2 separate regions of the Homo sapiens genome follow, and region 2 is linked to region 1. Evidence: chromatin contacts called from ENCODE Hi-C or POLR2A ChIA-PET data. All regions are on one chromosome and are shown on one strand. Each heading gives the region's core, a stretch centred on a gene start or an enhancer-like site at or near the end of the contact. The rest is flanking DNA. Distances are from core to core; before and after follow the strand shown.

What was found. A loop is a pair of places that touch in the nucleus more often than their neighbours do. ChIA-PET counts read pairs that join two places held with the same protein, here RNA polymerase II (POLR2A). Pooled maps may share reads with other maps.
Region 2: a pooled map shows a loop between it and region 1 (4-fold over the local background). The contact joins two enhancer-like sites. A Hi-C loop is called at or near these places in 8 of 37 single-sample maps with no recorded cell type and 7 of 50 pooled maps. POLR2A ChIA-PET finds 5 or more read pairs at or near these places in 3 of 52 experiments (HepG2, activated CD8-positive, alpha-beta T cell and activated naive CD4-positive, alpha-beta T cell).

The regions. Positions count from the first base shown.
Region 1 is chr3:30,475,582-30,480,782 of GRCh38, forward strand. No RefSeq gene overlaps it. Among named protein-coding and RNA genes, the nearest start is that of LINC01985, 41 kb to the right of the region's middle. Within about 2 kb of position 1,295, at least 3 of the 41 ENCODE cell types and tissues checked have a DNase peak (open chromatin) inside an H3K27ac peak, as active enhancers do.
Region 2 is chr3:30,638,488-30,643,206 of GRCh38, forward strand. The region is part of intron 1 of TGFBR2 (transforming growth factor beta receptor 2); the gene reads left to right. Among named protein-coding and RNA genes, the nearest start is that of TGFBR2, 34 kb to the left of the region's middle. Within about 2 kb of position 1,609, at least 6 of the 41 ENCODE cell types and tissues checked have a DNase peak (open chromatin) inside an H3K27ac peak, as active enhancers do.

The DNA of each region.
Region 1 (5,201 bases), core at 45-2,544:
CTCATGAGAGCAACAATCATAGAGGATAACAGAGGTCATACCTGATGTCATCTGAGAGGAGAGATGTTACTCCTATTCTTACTACGGTCCATTCAAGGGCATTTTGATGGGTATATACCTGATATAATGCAGAAGCATGAAAGGAGCCCCACATGCAGCAAAATTGAAAAGAAAGAGAGGAAAAAGAAAAGGAGAAAAAGAAACAGGAAAATTGGAAGGGGTGGACAATCCCACTTACCCAGGTAATAATTTAGGACCTTTATAATTCCACTGGAAATGTATTCCTTCTGATTTTCAGTCTCCTTGGAGAGGTGAGCCTAAGGCCTCTTGCGGAAGGTGTTAATGACTGACTCTTGTGAAAGTTTTTAATGATTGGAAGCAATGTTAGGAGTTTCCTGGGCTTTTGTGGAGAGCAGGGCCAGGACTGGCGTGAGGCAAGCCAGGTGCTTAGGGAGTAAAATTGAGTAAAAAGTTAAAATTTAAGCAATTGTTCTCAGGTGCTTCCAAGAAGAGAGAATGAAAACAACTGAAACAGGAATATCCAAAATAGTGGTTTTTAGAAAATAAGCTGTAACACCAAGAAGGAAAAGAAAGATGAGAAAAATGAAGTGATTTGCCTAACACATGTAGCAAACTGAAAGAAAAGATCTTGTAAAACACAGATCTCCTGACTTCCAGTCTGGAAAGATTTACTTTACTTGTTTTTGTGTTCTTTTGGATACATAAGTATTTTGTTTTATGCTAGTTATTATAGTAATGTTTTATTATTTCTGTATCTTTTCTGTTATTTTGACATAATTGAAGTAGCTATGGCGTTGGGTAGGATGGATTGGATTCCAGTTTTACCTTATAAATTTATGTGACTTAAAAAAAATTATTTACCACACCTGAGTCACCATTCCTTATCTGCAAATGAGGATGCTGCTAGAATTAAGTGAGATAACAACTTATATGAGTTTATTCAGGCACTCATTCAGCAAAGTGCATTAGTCCCTATGCCAGATCCTGTGCCCAACACTGTGGATAAGGTAGTGTACAAAACAGGGCCATAAATTTCTGTCTAGTGAAGAAAACAAATAAGATTTTTTGACTACGAGTGCTAGAATTAGTTGGTATAAGAAATTATTTCTCCTTTCTGCAAAGGTTTTAATTTTTTCCCAGTGGATTAACTCAGCTCACCAGACAGACATTAGACTTTATTAAATGGATAATACACATTTCATAAATTCCCTTACACAAAAGACTACAGTGAGTCATGCTTTCAAAAGTGCTTGAAGATAGATTTATGCCACATGACAGTCATAATGGTTCATTTGGAGCAGTTACACAGTCTGTTGGGTAAATAATGCAAGTTGTAGAAATCACATCAAAGCTGTGTTTACACAATAGACCATGACTACTCCAGAGGAGCCCAAACAATCTCATACAAGAGCGTTTTATAAATGATGTAAATATTGTACAAGTTTAAGTTAATCAAATGAAGCAGCCCCAAAGGAGGACAGGTTTGTCAGGGAGACCTGAAGGAGATAAAATAAATGAAATACCTGCCTTTGGTAAAAGTTTATATTAAATAAGTCTCCCGATTTGCAAATAACTGGACACAATTAAATTCCCTTAACAGCTACACCAAAAATTGGGAGTTGGGGGAGCAGGCCAACAGAGTCAGATATCTTTCAAAAAATATAAGGGTGCTTTGCAGAAACCAGAAGTCATAATGTAGCTAGATTTTAAAGAGGAACTGAGATTAGGAGAGGGAATTCTGCAAAAACCCAAAAAACTTTCTTTTTCTTTCTTTCCCTGAAAACTTCATTCTACTTTCTCTGTAAATTGGCTTTCTCTGCTTCCTTGTCCCTGTGGCCTCTTAGCTTCTAAGAGTCCCTGTTACTGTCCCAGACACATATAGGGATGGATACCCTGCCTTTCGGTGTTACTTCCATCTGCCTAGAAAGAAGATTATCATTGGCCCACTTTGTGTCAGATACCCCCACACCACAACTCCTTCCCCACATAAGTTATGGGAAAGGATGGGGACGTACAGAGCGATTATAGCTGACTGGAGCACATAGCTATATGCAAGGAAGTAGTTCTCAGGAAGGAAAACGGCTTGAGGACTGAAGAGACAGCCAAAATAAGTAGCTACCAGAAACTGTAACTTTGATAAGACTCAGAGGCAGAGGAACACACTTGGGAATAGACCTCAGTAGATACAGAGCTGCTATGGAGACATCCCATTCCTTTCCACATCCAAGAGATAGTTTAATAAATCTGCTGGGATGCTTTTTGTTTTATGATGACTCAATTTACCTTATAATTGTTTTATTCTAATTAATCATTCATGTCTTGGCAGAATGCAGTACAAACTAACAAATAATAAACCCAAAAAACAAAAATTCTAAACATGAGAAGAGCAGGTTGTATTATTTTTTTTTTTTTTGGTGTTTTTCTTTGTGCTGTGTACATACAAAAGCAGCTTAGTTAGTTTTTACAGATTTCCATGCTTTAACTTTGGAGGCTAGAGCAGAAAACTGTGAATATACCAGCCATTTTATCAATATAATAGGATTAATATGGGCTTATCATTACAAACTTAAGCTCATCATTTATAAAACTTATTAGCATAACCCCAAATAGCTTAGTACATGTGACTTTGGTTAGTTCCTGATTTCCCCTGGAGAATTATTACAGATGATATTAAAAGTAACAGTGTTGAGATGGTTCTTTTTGAATTTACAGCACACATACTTGCTACCATCCTCCAAATTTGATAGTGGCCCTCACTCTTGGGACGCTCAAAACTACTTCTTTCTTTTCTTTGCCTCTATCCTTCATTTTCACTTTCATTTCCAATGACTGTCACAACCCAAGATAAAAACTTATTTATCAGCTGATTAGTTGAGCTTGGACAGGACACTTTATTTGCCTTATCAAATGGTCCAATATACATGTAAGTAGATTAGGAGGCATTTTTGTTTAGGCTACTCCTTGTCTACACTACTTCCTGCCCTACCATCAAGGACTTAATTCTGTGTCAGAAATGCCAATCCAAGTTGTGATTATATATTTTTAAGCTTATTGGGTTTTTTCCTTTATAGAAAATAAAAGAAAGTTTAAGAAAGAAAAAATGCTAATTCTACCAGTCAGAGATGATCAAAGTTAACATTTTGGTTTATTTCCTCTCAGGTATACTTATTGATAAACTCATTTTAGTTGAGCTCATATTATATCTGAAATATCTTCAGGAATATTTTAAGGGCTTCAATACACTATTTCTTATGTATGCTTTATCATTTCCCTAATTACATTCTTTAAAAAAATTAGCATATTTCTCCATTGGGAGAACTATAAAAAAGTACTATAAACTGGGTAGCTTATAAACAACTTAATTCTCACAGCTCTGGAAACTGGGAAGTCCAAGATCAAGATGCTGACAGATTCAGTGTCTGGTGAGGGCCTGCTTTCTGATTCATAGAAGATGCCTTCTTACTGTGCCCTTATACAGTGGAAGAGATAAAGGATCTATCGGCAATATATTTTGTAAGGGCACTAATCCCATTCATAAGGCCTCCACCTTCATGACCTAATCACCTCCCAAAGGCCCTGTTTCCTAGCACTGTCATCTTTGGGTTAGGATTTCAACATACAAATTTTGGGGACACAAACCTTAAGACCATAGTATTTAGGTTACCTGCTGTTATGGTTTGGCTGTGTCCTCACAGAAAAATCTCATCTTGAATTGTAATCTGAATTATAATCCCCAGGTGTTGGGGGAGGGACCTCATGGGATGTAATTGAATCATGTGGGCAGTTTCCCCATGTTTTTCTTGTGATAGTGTGTAAATTCTCATGAAATCTGATGGTTTTGTAAGGGGCTTTGCACTTCGCTTGGCTCTCATTCTCTCTCCTGCCAGCCTGTGAAGAGGTGCCTTTCACCATGAGTGTAAGTTTCATGAGGCCTCCCCAGCAATGCAGAACTGTGAGTGAAGTAAACCTCTTTCCTTTATAAATTACCCAGTCTTGGGCAGTTCTTTCTGGCAGCATGAGAGTAGACTAATATAGTAAATTTGTACCAGGAGAGAGTGGGGTGCTGCGGTAAAGACACCTGAAAATGTGGAAGTGACTTTGTAACTGGGTAACAGGCAGAGGTTGGAACAGTTTGTAAGGTTCAGAAGAAGACAGGAAAATGTGTGAAAGTTTAAAACTTCCTAGAGACTTGGAGTGCTCAGAAAACAGGAAGATATGAGAAAATTTGGAATGTCCTAGAAATTTGTTTAAATGGCTTTAACCAAAATGCTGATAGTGATACGGACAATAAAGTCCAGGCTGAAGTGGTTTCAGACGGAGATGAGGAAATTGTTGGGAACTGGAGTAAAGGTCACTCTTACTATGCAAAGAGACTGGTGGCATTCTGCCTCTGCCCTAGAGATCTGTGGAACTTTGAACTTGAGAGAGATGATTTAGGGTATCTGGCAGAAGAAATTTCTAAGCAGCAAAGCATTCAAGAGGAAGCAGAGCATTAAAGTTTGGAAAACTTGAAGCCTGATGATGTGATAGAAAAGAAAACCCCATTTTCTGGGGAGAAATTCAAACTGGCTGCATAAATTTGCGTAAGTAATGAGGAGCCAAATGTTAATCACCAAGACAATGGGGAAAATGTCTCCAGGGCATGTCAGAGACCTTTACAGCAGCCCCTCCTATCACAGGCCTGGAGGCCTATGAGGAAAAAATGGTTTTATGGGCAAGGCCCAGGGCCCCCCTGCTCCATGCAGCCTCAGGACATGGTGCCCTGCATCCCAGCTGCTTCAGCTCCAGCTGTGGCTAAAAGGGGCTGATGTACAGCTCAGGACATTGCTTCAGAGGTCATAATCCCCAAGCCTTGGCAACTTACACACAGTGGTGGGCCTGACAAGAATTGAGGTTTGGGAACCTCTGCCTGGATTTCAGAAGTTTTATAGAAATGCCTGGATGTCCAGGCAGAAATCTTCTGCAAGGGCAGAACCCTCCTGGAGAACCTCTGCTAGTGCAATGTGGAAGGGAAATATGGGGTTGAAGCCCCCAAAAGAGAGTCCTCACTGGGGCACTGACTAATGGAGCTGTGAAAAGAGGGCCACCATCCTGAAGACCCCAGAATTGTAGACCCACTGATAGCTTGCACTGTGTTCCTGAAAAGCCACAGATGTTCAACATCAGCTGTAAAAGCAGCC
Region 2 (4,719 bases), core at 359-2,858, 160 kb after region 1:
TGTGGACTGTCAGTTGAAGGAAAGCCCGATACCTCTCTTCTCTCAAGGTATAATTAGATAAAGCATTAGGGTTCAAACACATTTTTAAAAACTAAAAAGAAGGTATTGTATTAGAAGTTCCAATTAGAGTGTGCAATAGATGTTCAGCAAAAAGAACTATTCCTAAAATGTTCCTATCTTTGGTTTAATCACAAGGTGTTTGTTTGGTTGGTTGGTTGGTTGTAGTAATTGGCCAAGGTATCTGATTGGCTTGGGGATGTCTTTCCTGAAGAATTATACAGGGAATCCTCTCAGATTGCTTGACTTTCTTCTTTGTTCTGGGTGGGAGGAAGTGTGTGACTAGCCAATAGCCTTGTCCCACCTTGTCTCAAGGGTCGGAGCTGCTGTTGCTAGCATCACAGGCCACAGCGGCTTTCTGCCAGATGGCTGCCTCAGTATCTGACTCGGAAATGCTGCAGGCAATTAAAAACCTCCTTTCAGAGAACATGTCTTTCAATTCTGGGCCCATATGGTGATCAGGGCCTCTGGGTTTGCAATCATTTAAGAGGTCAGGCTCAAGAGAAAAGCATATGGAAAGAACTGGAAGATGAGAAATGCCTGTAAAAAGGTGAAGAATAGGTATTTAATTTCACTAACTCCAAAATGACTGGAGAAAGGGAAACAATTATTAAAAACTGGGTTCTCCACAGCCTTCCCACTCAACATATAGTGGGCTGGCATCACCCAGGGCAGCAGCTCCCTTCCTATCTGTAAGGTCAGTTTCGTGTGTACTTGGCTAGGTTCTGGTGCCCACTAATCTCATTGTTGCTGTGAAGGTATGTTGTAGATGTGATTAACAGCTAAAATCATTTGACTTTAAGTAAAAGAAATCATTCTCTATAATGTGAGTGGGCCTCATCCAATCAACTGAACAGCCTTAAGAGCAAAAGCTGAGGTTTCTGAGAGAAAAAATACTGCCTCAAAACTGCAGCATTGATTTCTGCCTGAGTTCCCAGGCTGCCAGTCTGCCCTATAAATTTCAGACTTGCCAGCCCCCACAATACCACTATGCTACACCTGCAGGTTAAAAATATTCCCAAAGTACTTGTGTATTAATATTTGAGAAGCAGTACTCTAAAACAGTAAATTCTATCCACCAGTTTCCATGGATTATTCTTTGAGATGTTATTTAATTGTGTCAATTTCAGTGGTCTTACTATGAATATATAACACTAATCAAGACATCCACAGGTATTTGTAGAACAAATAAATTTCTGAGTTTCCCCCCACAAAAAACACTCCAGAAAACAACAGTCGGTAGATACATGAATTCAATGATACACGAATGCATGAATTCAGTGATACATGAATGCATTTCTGACAAGTGTTTATGGTTATTGTTAAACCTTGAGATTTTACCTAATGGTTCAGCTAATAATAGACACTATTTCAAAGATTTGGACTAAGGTCATATTCAGAATTTCTAATATTTATCTGAAATAAGTCTAAATCTTATTAGGCTGCTCATCTGACCCTCAAAGACAATAGTACAGTTCCAGAAATAGACACAGCTAAGCAGTCAATTCATATTCTCAAGACCTGGAACCTCTGTCTGTAGGCAGTGAGTGTGGGGAAAATGTGAGATAAAATGGGGAAGGTGGTATGACCTAGAGTGAAGGTTTTGATATTACTCATGGGCTTATTTGAAGAGAAGTGAAATATTATGGGCCATGTGATACTATCATATGCTGAGAGATGCTACCCATGTTCACTTCCTTTAGTGGATGGCTTTCTAGGTGACAGATATTCTTATTGGAACTTCTTTCTGGAGAACTTTATGAATAACGAATTTGCCTATTAGGGGTAGAAAATTCTCTAAAGATGGTTAGCTGCTCACAGAGAGTCTATAGGAATCGAAGTACAGTCATCTCTTGGTACCCATGGGGGATTGGTTCCAAGACTCCTCGAGGAGACCAAAATCTACAGATGTTTAACTCCCTTATATAAAATTGTGTAATATTTACATATAACCTACACACATCCTCCCATATCCTTTAAATCATCTCTAGATTACTTATACATAATACAATGTAAATTCTATGTAAATAGTTGTTATACTGTGTTGCTTAGGGAATAATGACAAGAAAAAAGTCTGTACATAATTCAGTACAGCCACAATCATCAATTTTTTTAAAAAAATATTTTGCATCCACGGTTGATGGAAACCGCAGATGTGGAACCCACAGATACAGAAGGCTGACTATATACTGCCTTAATATAAGAATATCTTAACTAGAGAGACTTAGACTAATATAACAATCTGGATTAAAAGTAATGTTGAAGTTGGGTTAGGGTTTGCTATAGGGTTAATTAGGTGGGTTTTGTATCGTTGTTTAGAGGAATATCTTTATTCCTAGCTATGCACATGTATGCACTTACTTTCCTTCCCATTCCTTTGGCTTTTTAAACATTATGTATTAAACGTAAGGAGATGTTGTTTGATATCTGAGGTCGTGGCTGGTAACATCTTTTCCTGTGGTTTGGAGTGCACAGATGCAATGTCCCATACAGCAAATGACTGTTACCCTTCCCTCCCACTGGCCCTCATCCCACTCTGACCAGCAGTATACCACTTAGCATGTTATTAGTGACTCTTGAGGATTCCGGGGTTGGCTTGGGATGCCTTAACTGGATCTTACGGGCCTCAGAGAATCTGCAAACCTTCTCAGATGATCTACAAATTTTGTATTTGTTTCTTTTCCCCAACTCCAAAGTGTGTTCATAAGGCTTTTATCAAACTTAGGTGACTCCAGCAAAGGTTTAGAGTAGCTTTGCCCTCTGAACTTAACTACCTATTCCACCAGTACATATGGTATGCATAAAAGGACCTGAGGACCTATATCATATAGAGGAAAAGAATACTGGTTTAAAACAAAGGTTGGAATGTATATGACCTCAAGGGCTACCTGGAATTGTTAAGGTGGGGAGTCTCCTAGGGTCAACTAATAGGGAGTCGATGGCTGGTGCTGAACATGTCCTGCATACAGGCTTTTGAAAAAAAATTCTGGTTAAGCTCTTGCAGTGGTAGCTTCTGCTGTAACAAGGAGAAAAATGTGGCATCCCTGGCTGGGTTCTTGTGAAGTAATATGCTGTATCTTAGGCAACTTTCCTCATATACAGTGGGTGCTCAGCATGTGCAAATTCTTATTGTACACTGCCCTTCCCACCATATGCCTGTGTCTATATGCAGTACAGTTGCTTGTTTGGCTTTTCTTCAACATTCAATGGAAAGGCTTTCTCTTGTTGGGTCTACCCATCAAGTAACATGTATTATATCTCGCCAGGGGCCCCGTTACAGTGGTGCTCCTGGAGCTGTGCAAATTGGTGGACCTTCTCTCTCTTTCTCTCTCCTCCCCCTCCCTCCTTGTTTCCCTTCCTCCCTTCCTTCCTCTCTCTCTCCCTACATCCTTCTTCCCTTTCTCTCCCTTTCTTTCTTCTAATGGTCCTTTTTTCTTTTCCCTGTTGATTGTGTTCTGCAAGCATCGGACTTAAACCACTTGCATTTGTCAATACATCTGTGGCCACCACTGCTCCCAGCACCCATCTCATCTGTTTTCATTTCTGTCTTATCTATCGCTGCTCACTCCTGTCACTATTCTCACGTTTCTAAGGTTTTGCTAGAAAAGGACTGGCCAGCACGGAGAAGAATTTCTATCTGAGGTGTGAAAGAGCTAATCACCTCTCCTTAGGTGCATGTTTTTCACAAGGGAACTAATTCCAGCTATATCCAGGTGCTGTCCCCTCAGCAGCATAAGTTGTATATGTGTTTGTGGTGGTGGGGTGGGAGTGGGGGGGTTGCTGTTTTGTTTTCTGTTTATTGTGTTTTTTCCAACTAACTATAGGTCTGGGTTCTCAACCTTGGTTCCACATTAGAATCATCTGGGCAGCTTCTAAAAATCCTGATGCCTCAGTTACCTTCCAGAAAAATTAAATCAGACTATCTGGGAGTGGGACCCCTTCAGTATTTTTTAAATTTCCTCAGGTGATGGATTTCAACATGCTCTCCAAGTTGATAACCACCAATCTAAGCTAAAATCCTAAGATGTTGGAAGACTGAATTTCAAGTAATGGAAATTTGGTTTTATATTTACAAACAACAAACCTTCCTAATCAGCAAATAGATGCTTGTCCAAAACATACTCTATACAAAAAATACGTATGTATGAAATAAACAAAACGTGGTTTCACTTTTTTTTTGCTTTAAACAATGTTAAAGAAACCTAAAGTGTTATTAGTTGTTTCAAAAATTGATCCAAGTATAACCATGTTAGAAAAAAATACATATTAATTGTTGTGTTTCTCCCAAATTTCACACAGTTCAGAGAGTATTTCTGCCTATATTTTTAGCTAAGCATAGAGCTCTTGGTCTGGGAGACACTGAGAATTTCAAAATAGCTTGTTACCTAAAAATAAACTTCCTGAAATGAACTTGAGGCCCGAGAGGGATGAATGGCTTTATTTTTTTCTTCTATATTTACTGTTACCACAAGAAAGCAAATCTTAAATTTATATACGTTTATATTTTTAGAGACCCAGGAAACAGGTGCTATGCCCAAGCTACAAAGACAGTTGCAGGGCAAAGTATCTATGACAGAATCCTAAAATTCACAGGACAGAGAGTGACTGTGGAAAGGCATTGAAAGTGTTCCTCTCTAGGCAAGAGCGGAGGGAACATGAGGC